Linked DNA regions of Homo sapiens: region 2 is linked to region 1. A link is an interaction called in ENCODE POLR2A ChIA-PET data of the cell type or tissue named here. Cell type or tissue: MCF 10A. All regions are shown on one strand.

Region 1 (8,000 bases):
TGCTGGCCAGGCTGGTCTTGAACTCCTGATCTCAAGTGATCTGCCCACCTCAGCCTCCCAAATTGCTGGTATTACAGGTGTGAGCCACCACTCCTGGCCCCTGATAAGTATCTTACACTCCAAATTCCATCGCAGCGTCTGCTTTCAGAGCACCTACCCTATGATGACTTTGCAAAACCCTAAGCCTAGAGTATTTGGCTAAAGAGGATGTGGCCCCTTCCTGAAACTGACTTCAAGAGTAACTGAGATATCTGCAATGGCCCTGTCCTTACCCTCTGGTATCAGTGGCCTCAGCTTCAATTAGATTCCTTTTGGCATTTTGTTGTTGTTGTTGTTGTTGTTGTGTTGTTTTGTTTTTGAGATCAAGTCTCACTCTGTCACCCAGGCTGGAGTGCAGTGGCGTGACCTCGGCTCACTGCAACCTCTGCCTCCTGGGTTCAAGCGATTCTCTTGCCTCAGCCTCCTGAGTACCTGGGACTACAAGCGTGTGCGACCACACCCTGCTAATTTTTGTATTTTTAGTAGAGACAGGGTTACACTGTGTTGGCCAGCCTGGTCTCGAACTGCTGACCTCAGGTGATCCACTTGTCTTGGCCTCCCAAAGTGCTGGGATTACAGGCATGAGCCACCACACCCAGCCCAATTAGATTGCTTTTGATCCCCACATTTCTCCTTTGTTGGGGTGGAACTGCTCATGATTGCAACTGTCCTCTTTAATAGTGAGAATTTTGAGCGGGTCCCTTTTTGCATGGCCCCCCTTTTTCCTGCTATTCAGTGTGGAGTTGCTTTTGAGGAAACTGGATTTTATAAAAAAGAAGTGATGGGTTTAAATGATTATATTCTTCCTACAAAGTTATTTTGAAGCTCATTTCTTCAGAGACCTTCTCCTCCATGGCCTTACCCTCACTTAAGCACAGACAGCCTTCAATCTAAAACTCTTGCCCTAACCTTTCTCTTGAAAAGCAGTTTTCCTTGTTATTCAAGGTCCATCCAACTTTATCATCCTCTACATGAGTTTGCAAATTCTGTGTTCCAGCCAAGTTGATCTCTTTGATCTTTCAACTTAGGCCCTTTTCCAAAACCATGCCTGAACCTATGCCTCATGCTTCCTCTCTGCCTGAGTCTACTCCCCTAGCTTTTCATTCTCATTTCAAATCTCTCCTCTCCAAAGAGACTTTCTAGACTTCGCTGATCTTTTTGCCCCCTGCACACCTGTATTTAGGAGTCATGTGCTACCTTGAACCTTCTGTTACTCTCTTATATAAATGTCCCTTCCCCCCATCTCAACTATATACATACTCTTTGTATCTTCCAGAGTCTTACGCTCAATATATGTTTGTTGATTTTATTTTTCCTGACCCTGATTTCACCCAGAATGGCAGGCAGTTCCATTATCTCTTCCTATATACCAAGCCACCCACAGTCCTGTGGGTTGGCTGGGCTCAGTTGGGAAGTTCTCCCTTGGGGTCTGTCATGCAGTCGCAATGAAATGTCAACTGGGGCTTCAGTCCTCTGAAGACTTGGCGGGGCTGAATACCCATGGGTGCTCACTCTCATGATGTGCATTGAAGTTGGCTATTGGCTGGAAGCTCCGCTGGGTCTGTGCCTCACAGCACTCCCACTCAACCTCACCTTGCAGCTTTCACAGCCTGATATCTGGGCTCACAGAGGGAGCATTCCAAGGGCAAGGGATCCAAGATTCCCAGGCAGAAGCTGCAAGGCATATTGTGACCTGTCCTCAGAAGTCCCAGAGTGTCACTTCCAGCACATTCTCTTGGACAAAGCAAGTCAAGTGTTTCACTTGAAATTTTATAAAGTTTAGGAAGCAAGTAAGAAAGCATGCAGAGTCACTTGAAATAATTTTCATAGAGCTGTTCAGTTGAGATTGGTGTGTATTGCTGTGTGTATATATCTTATCTCTGAAAGTAAAAAAAAATTTTTTTAAGACTGTTATAATAGTTTTTTTCTTGCACATGATTTTTTCCTGATGTTTTAAATTTTAAAAAATTAAACAAAAAATTGTTTGCAGAATATGTCTTTTTGTTTGTTTTCATCTTCTCAGGAGCTATCACTGTGCCTGAGCTGGGTCTCAGGGAAGATTTGGGATAGGGGAGCTGATGTCAAGCAGCCCCTTGCATCCCTGCCTCTTTATGGAGCCTGATTCCCCTCCCTGTAGCCAGTTCACATGTTCCTTCATCAACAAAGGCTTCAAGAATGGCCACTGGTGTGTTCCACATATGGCTTTAACTGGCAAGGGTATCTGGATGGACAAAGTAGTCATGGGCCCTCTCCTTGGGGCCCTTGAGTCTGGCGAGGCCCTGTGCACTTCCCACTTTGCTGGCTAGAATTCCCCACCTGGAACTGGCAGTTAGCGGTTCTATATGTCTCCTGGGCCCCTTTAGAGTCCTATACACCTGTTTGGTAAGGTGAGTCAACTCTAGCCAGTCCATTTATGTGGATATTGTGATTTAACAGGTCTTTTTAACTTCTAGTTTAAAAGAAAGCATTTGAACAGTAGCCATCAAGATATAACACTGTCATGCCGGAGAATAATGCCAGTGATGTGACCGTTCAGCCCAGGGAAAGAAAGTCTTAGAAGCCACCAAGACAACGCTGCACCTGCAGGGGACCACTTGCTCTGTCCACCTTGGGTAGGTCTTGCTGCTCTGGTCTCCTCACTCTGCTGAGTCACATGGCTACTCCCATACTTAATCTCACTGCAAATATGGCCATGTGTCAAGAATAAAATAGACATGGCCCGGTGCAGTGACTCATGCCTGTAACCTCAGAACTTTCAGAGGCTGAGGTGGGAGGATTGCTTGAGCCCAGGAGTTTGAGACAAGCTTGGGCAAAGTGGTAAGACTCCAGCTCTACAGAAATAAGCAAATAGATCAATACAATACAATACAATACAATACAATACAATACAATACAATACAATACAATACAATACAATACACATGAGCACAACTAGGTTCCAGGCAATACAATATAGCACAAGGAATTGATCATTGGCCTCAGCAGTTGAGCCAAATGAATAGTTAGCAGCTGATTTTAGACATGTCCCATAGTGCTATGCACTTCACTTACTGTCAAAGGAAGACATGAATAAGATAGGAATTAAAATAGACTTTCAAATATTTCCTTGTAAGTGGCTTTAGTTCCCAGAGGAGATTATTCCATAACATCGTCTTTTCTCTTTCAACAAGAATTTCTTCACATTGGTTGCCAACACCCATTATGCTGCATAGAAGTATTAATCATCCATGTGGAATTTTATATTTTCAAAGCCTCTTAAAAAAATCAACCCTCTCCTCTGCCTTCCCCCACGGTGCTCACAGACCATGGCCCTGAGGGCATGCACAGACGAGTCTGTTTTTGTTTGTTACTGGCTTGCCAGGCCAGGTTGCTAAATGTACTTGATTCATCAAATACTTGTGAGCTCAGGGAAATCTAAACAAATTTATTTAATTCAGGCCCAGACACAGAGGTGGGTCAGTGTGTCCCCATTTATTGCATGGTGTGCTGAAGTCCCCAGAAGAGATCAAAAGCAGACACAGGGTGAGGCCACAACATGGCAGGCATTATGTCAGCGCTCTTGATCTCTAAGTCATTACTTAGGAATATATGCAACATAGTAATGATGGTTTCAGACACTCTCAATGCATAGTCTGACTCAACATCTCACTTTGATGGAAAGAACCTCAGTCGACAATGAATGGACAAGACCCGAACGTGTATGGTGTCATGAAACCAGGCATGTGGAAGCAGGTTTCCAAAACAGGTTGGAGACTGGCTCTTCCTAAAGTCTTGCCCATCTGTCAGTTGTATCATTGTCCACATGGTTACTCAGCCCTGAAGCCTCAGAGTCAATCTCTCTTTCTCCCACCTCATCTGCCCCCCTCTCCGTACCGCCATATTTAATACATCAGCTAAGCTTGTTGGTTCCAGGAACACAATACCTATATTCTCAAACCTACCATTTCTCTCTGTACACACCAGCCTCACTCCAGCCCAAGCCAACTCACTCTCCCACCTAAAGAACTGCAATGATCTCCTGGCTTACTAATACATTTAACCAAAGAAGAAAAAAAGAATTAAAAATGTCTACCAGACAAAAAAGACAATAGCAAAATCAACAACAATTATTAAACAGGAAAAATGTCACAACAGACATGCTCAAGGTTAGACTCCTTAGTATAAAAAAAGCTAATAAAGATGATTAGAAAAATTAATATTCAAAGAGAAAATGGGCCAATTTTGAATAGTTCATAATAAAGTATAAAGCATTTCATTGTTTTCTGTTTATTTGTTTGCTTTTTGAGACTGAGTCTCGCTCTGTCACCCAGGCTGGAGTGCAGTGGTGCAAGCTCAGCTCACTGCAACCTCCACCTCCTGGGTTCAAGCAATTCTCCTGCCTCAGCCTCCCGAGAGGCTGGGATTACAGGCTCCTGCCACCACACCTGGCTAATTTTTGTATTTTTAGTAGAGACGGGGTTTTGCCGTGTTGGCCAGGCTGATCTTGAACTCCTGACCTCAGGTGATCCACCTGCCTCGGCCTCCCAAAGTGCGGGGATTATAGGTGTGAGCCACTGTGCCCAGCCAAGCCTTTCTAAACAAATGAAAGGATACTCAGTCTCACTCTAATAACAAAAATACAAATTCAAAGTTGAATGAGATGCAGTTGACACTTAGAAAATTGGAAAAATTCAAAAAGTGTAAAAATGCCTGGATGGTGATGAGGGGGCCTGGTACCATTGGTTCATTCTCTTTGGAGGGCAATTTAAAAAGCACCAACCAAATTTTAACAGGCATATGCTCTTTGACTTGGCAGTTCTACATTTAGGAATGTGTCTTACAGATATATTTGCACATGAACATGAAGATGCAAATGCACGTTGCAGCAACAAAAGAAACCAGCCAAATGCCCATTGGTAGGGGCTGGGTAAGTTAATTCTGGTACGTCCATAGAGTAGACAATCCAACAGTGAAAAGAATGAAACAATATTACTTGGCATGGATAAGATAAATTTTCTAGAGGTATCATTAAATTATAAAAAGCAAGATGCAGAAGATACAAGATGCTATCGTATACAAATGTGGGTAGGGATGTACACACATACATTACATCTATCGCTTGCATATGCATAGATTGTTTCTGGGAAGATATGTAAGAAATTTAACAGTGGTTGTCTCTGGAAAGGTGATGTGAGAATTTGGAGTAAAGGAGAAGAAATCTACTTTTTCCTGTATTTCCTTTTATGATGTTTTAATTTGTACCATATTTAAGAATGACCTATTTTTACAAAACTGTTAAGACAAAGAGAAAAGAACTGGTAGGCCAGGCGCAGTGGCTGAACGCCTGTAATTCCAGCACCATGGGAGGCTGAGGCGGGTGGATCACTTGAGGTCAGGAGTTCAAGACCAGCCTGGCCAACATGGTGAAACCTTCTCTCTATTAAAAGTACAAAAATTAGTCAGGTGTAGTGGGGTGCACCTGTAATCCCAGCTACTCAGGAGGCTGAGGCAGGAGAATCACTTGAACCCAGGAAGCGGAGTTTGCAGTGAGCCAAGATCACACCACTGCACTCCAGCCTGGGCCAGAGAGTGGGACTCCATCTCAAAAAAGAAAAGAAAAGAAAGGAACTGATTATATGCAGTCATTTTAAAGGAAAATATTAGTAATACTTTTCTAGAAAATGTGAGGTTTTACTTAGATTGTAAAAATTCCACTTCTATTACATCTTTTCCTTTTCAGAATTATTGTGTATAAACTAATACTTCAAGTCTAGCCAACATGGAGAAACCCTGTCTCTACTAAAAATACCAAAATTAGCCGGGTGTGGTGGTGGGCACCTGTAATCCCAGCTACCCGGGAGACTGAAGCAAGAGAACTGCGTGAACCCGGGAGGTGGAGGTTGCAGTGAGCCAATATCACGTCACTGCACTCCAGCCTGGGCGACAGAGCGAGACTCCATCTCTTACTAAACAAATACATATATACCAATACTGCAGACAAAATAATAGCTAACATTTGGTGGGTGTTTATTCTGAATAAACACTGTGCAAAGTGCTTCAAAATAACAGTACTAGCCCAGGCACAGTGGCTGATGCCTGTAATTTCAGTACCTTGGGAGGCTGAGGCAAGAGGATCACTTGAGCCCAAGAGTTTGAAGCCAACCTGGGTAACATAGTGAGACCTTGTCTCTTAAAAAAAATTCAAAATTAGCCAGTCATGGTGGTACACGTCTATAGTCTTAGCTACTCAGGAGGCTGAAGCAGGCAGGTTGCTCCAGCCCAGGAATTCAGGTTGCAGTGAGTTATTATCGAGCTACTGCACTCCAGCTTGGGCAACAGAGCGAGAGAGACCTTGTTTCTAAATAATAATAATAGTAATAACAACAGTACTGCCCTCATCTCTTCATTAAAGATGAAGAAACGAAAGGTCAGAATTTAATGGGCTTACCTTAAGGCCACACAGCTAGTAAGTTATAGAGCCAGGATGCACATCTAAGCACTCTGACATCAGAGCCCACATGCTTACCCACCGTATGGGTTATTTATGGTGTTATTAATGAGTCATTTGTTTCTTGCAAAACAATACTTAAGGGCATATAATTTCCAATTCAAAACAGGTACGTAGCAGAAATAGAATCTAACCTTAACTATAGAAAATAAAAGTGCAAATGTTGTAAAATCCATAAGTCCCATATATAAAGTTGTAATAATATTTCTGATTTTATGGCCAATGATTCAGAGAAATTAAAAAATTATTTTAAGATATTTAGGCCAAGCATCGTGGCTCACGCCTGTAATTCCAGCACTTTGGGAGGCCAAGGTGGATGGACACCTGAGGTCAGGAGTTTGAGACCAGCCTGGCCAACATGGTGAAACCCCGTCTCTACTAAAAATACAAAAATTAGCTGGGTGTGGTAGCATATGCCTGTAGTCTCAGCTACTCGGAAGGCTGAATCAGGAGAATCACTTGAACCCAGAAGGCAGAGATTGCAGTGAGCCGAGATCGTGTCACCGCACTCCAGCCTGGGTGACAGAACGAGACTCCATCTCAAAAAAAACCAAAAATTATTTTAAGATATTTGAATAACAATTGGCAACTATGACTACTGTGTTATATACAGTGCATGCTATTTTTTGTGTTTATATTCTTGATCTTCATGAAATATTAATACATAAAATGTCTCAGGTTGCTGTTATGGGTTGAATTGTGCCCTCCCATTCATATGTTGAACCCCCAATACCTCAGAATGTCACCTTATTTGTAAATACTCTTTACAGAGGCAAATTAAAGTGAGGTCATTAGAGTGGGCCCTAATCCACTATGACTGGTGTCCTTATAAAAAGGAGACATTTGGACACAGAGACAGACATGCATAGAGGGAAGACGATGTGAAGAGACATAGAGAGAAGATGGCCAAGGGGAGAGAGACCTGGAACAGATTTTCCCCTCCCAGCCCTAGCCAATACCTGCCCCCGCACCTGTGACTGTGGCCTTATTTGGAACCAGGGTCTTTGCAGATGTCATCAAGCTAAGATGAGGTCATACTTATTAGAGTTAGGGTGGGCCATGAATCCAAGATGGCAGGTGTCCTTATGAAAAGAGGGATCAGGACACAGGAAGAATACCATGGGAAGACAGACGCAGAGGCGGGAGGGACGCGTCTAGAAGCCAAGGAACAGAAGGACTGATGGCAACACCAGAAGCAAGAGAAAGGCCTGGAACGGCTTCTCCCCTCGAGCCTTCAGAGGGAGCCTGGCCTGCCGTACACCTTCCTGCGGGACTCCAAGCCTGTAGAACTGGGAGAGAATACATTTCTGTGGTTTGAAACCACCCAGTATGTGCAGTGGATTCCCTAGAATTTGATTGGCGTGGGAGTGACTTGCTAAGGGGGTGCCCACTATTGAAGCCACCAAGGGACTAGGGAGGTGGACAGAGCAGCCGCGGGAGCCTCAAAAGGGGCGAGCTAGGCCAAGTCCCACAG
Region 2 (8,000 bases), 260 kb after region 1:
TCATATAGTAATTATTGTCATTTTTTGAGTTTCAAGAAAATTTCATTCTTACTAATTTTTTCAAAAACCAGTCACCTTTAGTTGGATAGATTTCAATATTTTCCTTCGCTCAACTACCATGCAACTCTTAATAACCATGAGGTGGGTCTGCGTGTACTTAGGAAAGTGAATACACTATATTATTAAGGAAGAAAAAATATATCTGTATTACTATATTTTTTGAAAGAAAATATATATTTCTTTTGTATGTAAATGAAGAAATGGATAAGCAAGTAGCTATCTAGATGGAAAGATAGGCATAAAAATAGCTATTTAGGATATATGCCAAATAATCATGGTTATCTCTGAGGGATGGGTTGATGGGTGATATTTCACCTTCCACTTTATAACATTCTGTCATTTTTATATGAACTTTTAAAAAACTAACACTTTTATATTCAGACAAAACAAACAATGAAGTTTTTTATATGTGATGGAGGTTGGAGCCCTGTCTCAGAAGTTACTTCCTAGGCTGGTTAGCTTGAGACTTCCCCACAGTGGCGGCTCCTCAGGGGCAGCCCCAGTGCATGGTCCTGTCTTCAGTGGAGGCTGGGGAGTGGGGCTTCACATGGTCACTAATTTGAAAGTGATGGGAGCAGAAAGCCTGTGGCCAGGCAGAAAGGAGCCCAGGGAAAACCAAGTGTGAGTTCTCTTCTGCACACCACTTCTTCATGCATGTGCTCAGCAGGAGGGCATTGGTGTGAAGGGTGTGCTCCAGGTGGCCAGTTAGAGACCCAGAAACCTGAAAACAGGGATCCGATGGTGACAGCATAGAAGACACAGCAGGATAAGTGAGGCCACGCTCCTCAATAAGTATTCAAAGAAACTTTGGTGCCCACTCCCCGTATTCTTCACAACAGAGTTAGGGGACGTGGAGGATTCCTTTTTCATTTTTTAAAAATCTTTGCATTGCTATTTTTCTTTCCTCTGTATATTTTACAGGAAATAATCTCATGTCAGTGGCCTGGGCACCGGCTTGGATCCAAAGCTATTGTTTCTACCCCCATGATTGTCTCAAAATGTTATTTAATAATGCATGAAAAAAATTTCTTCACGCTGTCTCAGTCTTAACAAAACAGCTGCCAAAGCTCATAAGCCACTTTCCTTTTTCCCTTGCAATAATTACCCAGGGATATGTTCCAAGATTTAGTAAGAAAGCGATTCTGTCCGATAGATGATATTGCTAACATTTTATAAGAAGAGAGACTTGGTACTTTGTATTTGATTTGTTCATGGTGGTATCTCATGGATAAGATGGTATCTCATCTTTTCCAACTTCTGCAGGAAATGCGAAGACATGAAGGCAAAGTATAAAAATAGAACGTTTTCTTTAAAACGTAGACCTTTTTAATGGTACTACGTTGGATAGTTTAGGTAATAATACTACTAAAGTTTTTGCGTATGCAGCTTAATGTGTCTGTGTTTATTTGTACACTCATCTTCTTTGCATCCAGGTTTTACAGTCTTACCCCGATTTCGCTCTGGTTACACTGCACTCAAGCCAAGTAGGGCTGCTTGACTTTCTCTAAACCCACTGGGGACTTCCCTCTGCCATGCTTTTCTCTCTGCCCAAATTGTGTCCCCTTCCTGCCTCATCAAGCAGCACATAAATCACAAACACATGCAGCATACACACTTCCCCTTTTCCTTTGTCTTTCTCAGGGAACTCTACTCATCTTTCAAAGCCCAGTCTGTGGCTCACTTCTGTGCTGGGAGTCCTGGAGGCGGTTACTTGGCTTCTCTGCCTGAGCCGCCTCCTCTTTTTAAGGGTGGATAATAACAGCCCCTGCCCCCTAAAACCGTGGTGGGGAATAAATGCAAAAGGCATTAAGGTGATTTCTCCCACCATGAATACTGATCTCATCCCGTGTTCCCTCTCGATAGATCTAGATACTCTGCCTTCTGGTAGAGGTTTGTACATACTCTGTGAAAGTGATTGCCCTCATATGCCGTAAGTAGCTTACAGTGTCTACTGGACTTTTGGCTTCTTGAGGAAAGAAATTATGTCTTGTTTGCATTCCTCCATGGTCCTGAGTACATACATTGCAGCATATCCTAAGCACTTGATAAATGCTTATTGAATTTTCTTCTTAGACATAAACTCAGTGGTTTTTGTTGAAACAAAAATATCTCAAATTTCTTTCAATCATATATAGTTGTTTTTTTTTAAGTGACACCAAAGCTTTTAGGGAATATTTCCTTTCACAAAACACAGTTAGAAGATTAAACTCACCACCAATAGCAGTCCAAACATACCTGTATTGCCAGCTAATCATTTTAACGAGCCAATACAGGAAGTCAGGAAGGGAAGACCGGCTGCAGAAACACTTAGATAAGGACCCCAAATCTGTTGGCATGGGAGGACTGCTAGTTGATGATACCATTCCCATTTCCTCTGTGGGAATTGTTGAGTCAGCAGAAATGGATGGGCAGTGGGAAGGGAAAATTTTCCTAAGAGAGAGTTTGAGCCTCACTTCTACATTCACACAGAGACAGGAGCAGTTCCCAGAGGCCAGGCATCCTGCAAGTGTCTGTATTGCATGCTTACTTAATTCGTGTAATTTTAAGATGAGTTTTCATGTTCAAGGATTATTTTATAAATTTTGCATAGAATATAGGTACTCTTTAGCAAAACAAAGCAAAAAAACCAAAACTATTCTCAGTCATGAAAGAATTCAGTTTGTGTAACACGCACACAACCACCACTTTGGAAGTGCATAAAAAGGCAGTAAAATCTTTATTGCCTGTGAGTGTTTGATGTCTAATAAACCAGATTCAACATAAACCATAAACTTTTGAAATGGGTTTGAGATTGGGTTTTTAAAAACTTAAAGCTGGCAAAAAAAAAAACAACTTTTAAAAGCCCATGTGCTACATAATATGGAACTAAACTCAGAAATGTGCTTGGAAACACATGGAAAGAACGTCTTTACAGAAGCAGCAACTAGAAGTAAAATCTCTCAGCAGAGGGAGGAAATAGAATAAGAAATAACTATAGTTAGGCACAGAAGGACACAATACACTATAGGAAGATTTCCAGTGAAGATCATTTAATTAAAATATGTTGCTTAGAAACGTATTTTAATTGTGTTCCACCTCTCTCAAAAATTTATATGTGGAGGATGTTGGAGTGATCTTAAAAATGGTGATGAAGATGCCTGTTCATTCATAGGTGGAAATAATTAGGAGGGGGTGAAATCCATTACCCTTGCATACTTACTTATATTTAAAAGTATAATTTGTAATAAACAGAGTATTTCTAACTCAAAGCAGATACAACTTCATAGGTGTCTCTACAATTTTGTGGAGTGCAGTGTCTTGTGATATGTTGTGGTGTTGAATTCCTCCACTGAAGAGGTGAGCAAGGCACCGTATGTCAAGAAAATTGATACCTTCATAAAACCCCCTGTCTGAAGGTTGATGCCCCTGAAGAGTTCTATGTGAAGCTGAGAGAGGCTCCACAAGCTATCATCGTAGGAGTGCCCAGAGCTTGGGAGATGCTGGGTCAAAAGCTCTCAGGAAATGACTGACCCTTGAGGGGAGGCTGCTGCCCCTCCTCCCACCAACAGGAAAGGATCTTGTGTGTGTGAAGCAGCTCACACCGCAGGCACAGGGGCAAACTGTAGGGGAGTGCTTGGCTGTACCTGGAGAGCTCTTGGCCAGACATCTTTTCAACGGAAGGCGGAACATGTGAAAAATCATTGACTTGCCTTCCTGACCATTACCTCTTTCAGGAACTGTTCATTTAAACTCAGATGTAAACAGAAGACAAGTGGAAATGAGAGGGAGGGACCCTGAGAGAAAGAGATTTAGCAGCTTAGAGCTGGCGATGGGCCACGATGGATCTTCTCAACATCGTCTCTAGTCTTAAGGATGCAGGAATTTAGAAATTTTAGGGAAGTCCTAATTCAGGTGACAAATATTCCAAGATGTACTGAGGAGTGACACGTGAGGCTGCTTAATAGTCAGCAGTCATGTCCAAAGAATCTGCAAAATTGTAGGTAGGAACTTTTCAAAAATGGGAACAAAACCAAATGCTGAATCTGCCAGTCCCTGTGCTTTGGTGATCTTTGGCAATGTTCTAAAGGAGATCTGAAACAGGTGGCGTAGGAAGGACTGTGAGGCGGCATTGTGTTTCCTAAGACTAAGTCATATCGTGTTGAACTAGTCATCCTAACTGCATTTCTTCTCTCTTTGTAACTGCGCCGCTAAGCTTGTGTAGTAGAGGAGTGCAAAGGCTTCAGCAGAATGTATTTACCACGTGTGGGTGCTGTGGTAGCCTGTGAATGAGTCAAAGAAGCGCTGCACACGTGAGTGGGCAGTTGTTCAACTGCTGGAAAAACCAGATGCTAGGGAGGGTGATGAATGAGCTAGTGTCAGTCTGGAAATGGGCCTCCAGAGACTTGGGAAGGAGCCTGTTCTTGGCAATATACTGTGCAGTATCTTTATCAATGACTTTTATGAGACTATAACATGCTGATTAAATATTTTTATGACATAAAGCTATTAGGAATATCTAATGCAGTAGGTGGTAAAATCTGGATCTAGGAGGACTTTGATAAACTAGAAATAGCTCAAACACAATACGATGAAATTTCAGCAAGACAAAAATTAAATTCTCTTCTGAGGTCCAAAAATATAATTATATAAATAAAGGACAAAGAAATAAGCATGTGAAAAAAGATGTAGGAATTTTAGGTGACTGTAAATTTCCTGTGAGTCACTAGGATGGTATGGCTACCTAAAAGTAATAGCTTTGAGGCTGTGTTAATAGACAGGTATATTGTTGAAAACCAGACAGAGGCTGTGCACCCAGCTGTGCACCCACACTGGCCAGATGTATGCAGTTCCAGGCTCTGTAATATAAATGGCAGGTTCTTCTGGGAGAGAATGACATTGGGGCAGGTGCAAAAGTGCTGAGAATAGAGGGCTTCAGAATGTGTAGTATAGGTGGTTGAAAGATAGAGGAACATCGCTAGACCCCTTGGTGAGTAGAAGTTTCAGGGAGGTGAATTTCACTATGCTATGAGCAAGAGCAGACTAGTGTCAAAACCGCTGAATCAGAAGTCTCATTGTCACTAGGAAGGGTGAGGCAGTAGCAGCACTTGTCAGGAGTGTCACAGGGGATTCCTATATTGGATTGAGTCAGAACAAATATTAATACAACAATTTCAGTGAGCTTCGACTCTGAACCCAGCATTGTGCTGGACACTGGAGCCTAAGATGATTTCTAGTTCCTGATGGTGATGATTGTATGTTTTATTTTATTTTTTATTTCAATAGGTTTTTGGAGAACAGGTGGTGTTTGCTTACATGAATAAGTTCTTTAGTGGTGATTTCTGTGATTTTGGTGCACCCATCACCCGAGCAGTGTACACTGTACCCAATGTGTAGTCTTTTTTCCCTCACCCCACTCCCACCCTTTCCCACAAGTCGCCAAAGTTCATTGTATCATTCTACTGCCTTTGCATCCTCATAGCTTAGCTCCCCCAAATGGTGATGATTCTAAATGAGCCAAATATTTATGGTGAGGCTGGAGTGATTCAGGAACACTTGAGCTGTAACTGTTTTGCTGATATTCTTTATCTAGACCTGTACTGTGTAGTGCGCAGCCACTAGCCATGTGTGGCTGTCCTGTGAAATACAGGACGTCTGAATTGAGATGTGCTTTAAGTATAAAACCAGTAATACATATCTGGTTTTAAAGACTTAGAGTACACATTTTTTATACTGATTAAATACTGACATGGTAATATTTTGGACCTATTGGGTTGAGTGAAGTATATTATTAAAATTAATGTTACCAGTTCCTGTTTGCTGTTTTTCATGAGGCTACTAGAATGTTTAAAATTGTCTTTATGGCTTGCTTTATATTTCTCTTGGAAGTGCTGCTCTAGAGTGTCGGTTTTAGAGTTAACTTACGAATGTTTAATTTTTCTCTTCTTTTGTTTGCAGACCTGAGAAGATGGCTAAGCTCCCAGTGATTTTAGGCAATCTAGACATTACAATTGATAATGTTTCCTCAGACTTCCCTAGTAAGTGTCAGTTCTACATAATAGACAGAATTTTTATTAGTTTGGGTTTTACTTCAGTTTGAGTTATTTTGAATATCTTTGCAGATTATGTTAATTCATCATACATTCCCACAAAACAATTTGAAACCTGCAGTAAAACTCCCATCACGTTTGAAGTGGAGGAATTTGTGCCCTGCATACCAAAACACACTCAGCCTTACACCATCTACACCAATCACCTTTACGTTTATCCTAAGTACTTGAAATACGACAGTCAGAAGTCTTTTGCCAAGGTGAGTGTGAAGATGGAGGTTTCATTCTTGATGTCAAACCCTCCCTTTAGATTCAGCGTCCCATGTTCTTTTATAAATACTTACATAGTCTGACTTTCTGTTGTTTTTTCTTATTCTGTTTTGTTTATTGCTGCAGGCTAGAAATATTGCGATTTGCATTGAATTCAAAGATTCAGATGAGGAAGACTCTCAGCCCCTTAAGGTTTGTTTTTTTTTAATATATGTTCACCTACGAATTCTGATTTTTCCATTTTCAAAATGCACTTTCATGATACCGTACAACTACAACAGTTTAGCACATTTTAATTGACACAAATCAAAAATATATAATGTTACAATGTATAAACATATATACTCAATCTTATCGAATATGGAATATTTAGGTTCTGGCTCCTAATTGACTGTTTTTTATTCTTTTTAAGGATCAGAGTTTCTTATACACACTCAATTCAGCAAACACTTACTGTTCACCTATGAGCCAAGTGCTCATACTGTGGGTGCTAAGAATTAGGATATGAATAATGTTGATCATAGAAATAATAATAACTGATCAACAATTGATAATTTTATTAAATGTTTACTACAGTATAGTAATAATAATAGCAGTAGATTATAGGTAACTTTTATTGAAAGCTGTTTGTACTCCAGGCACTGCTCTAGTGTGTGTTTAACTCTTTTGGTTCTCAGTAGTCTTTTGAGTTAAGTATTATTATTATCCTTTTTTTTTTTTTTTTTTTTTTTTTTGAGATGGAGTCTCGCTCTGTCGCCCAGGCTGGAGTGCAGTGGTGTGATCTCGGCTCACTGCAAGCACTGCCTCCCAGGTTCATGCCATTCTCCTGCCTCAGCCTCCCGAGTAGCTGGGACTACAGGAGCCTGCCACCACACCCCGCTAATTTTTTGTATTTTTAGTAGAGACGGGGTTTCACCATGTTAGCCAGGATGGTCTCGATCTCCTGACCGTGTGATCTGCCCACCTTGGCCTCCCAAAATGCTGGGATTACAGGCGTGAGCCACCCCACCCGGCCTATTATCCATATGTTTTAGGTGAGGGGAGTAGTGCAGAATTTTTTGCCTAAGGTAAAACATTAGTGGAACCAAGATTCAAACCCGGGCAGTCTAGCTCCATAACCCAAATTGTTTTACTGTGACTATGTTAAAGTGACTTCCTAAGAGGAGAAGGAGACAAAGATGCAAAAAAAAAAAAAAAAAAAAAAAATATATATATATATATATAAAATATAGTATCTGTCCTCAAGAAATTCAGTCAAGTGGGAAAAACAGTCGTGGAGAAAAAGATCTTGGTGGACAGATGGTATGAAATGAAGTTTTGGACAAAACTGAAAATTAATACAGAAAAATGCTGAGGGGACACATGGAAGGAGTTGACAATTTCTTGAAGAATGCTTGAGCGTTTTCTTGATGCATGCAGAAGCGAAGGTTATTTGGACAGAAGAATTGCATAAGAAAAGGCATGGAAATGTGAAAGGGAACAGTGAGCAAGGCATCATCCAGGGCTGTGACCTGGAAGGGCAGGAAGGGGAGCAGGCAGATGGGCTTCAAGGCAAGCTGGAAGGTGGGCAGGACCCAGCAGTCCGGGGCTCACAGGCCTGGGGCCCATCAGAGGTGGCGATGCTAAGTCTATGCCGTAGGAATG

What was found. ChIA-PET counts read pairs that join two places held together with the same protein. Peaks named below come from ENCODE experiments on the same cell type or tissue, not always from the same donor. Only the 100,000 strongest peaks of a DNase experiment are listed, where the experiment ranks them.
Region 2: POLR2A ChIA-PET joins it to region 1 with 6 read pairs; 1 of 35 experiments calls an interaction of 5 or more read pairs at or near these places.

Annotation. Positions count from the first base shown.
Region 1 is chr13:99,146,456-99,154,455 of GRCh38, reverse strand. No RefSeq gene overlaps it. Among named protein-coding and RNA genes, the nearest start is that of UBAC2-AS1, 50 kb to the left of the region's middle. RefSeq lists a cis regulatory region at 2,334, an enhancer at 2,250-2,419 and silencers at 2,726-2,795, 2,806-2,855. In MCF 10A, no CTCF peak of the experiment used is centred here; DNase peaks (open chromatin) are centred at 2,755, 3,355 and 3,715.
Region 2 is chr13:98,886,706-98,894,705 of GRCh38, reverse strand. It overlaps DOCK9 (dedicator of cytokinesis 9), which reads left to right. Exons shown (of 53, transcript NM_001366683.2): 16 at 5,995-6,074; 17 at 6,159-6,346; 18 at 6,483-6,548. Among named protein-coding and RNA genes, the nearest start is that of DOCK9-AS1, 59 kb to the right of the region's middle. In MCF 10A, no CTCF peak of the experiment used is centred here; a DNase peak (open chromatin) is centred at 4,315.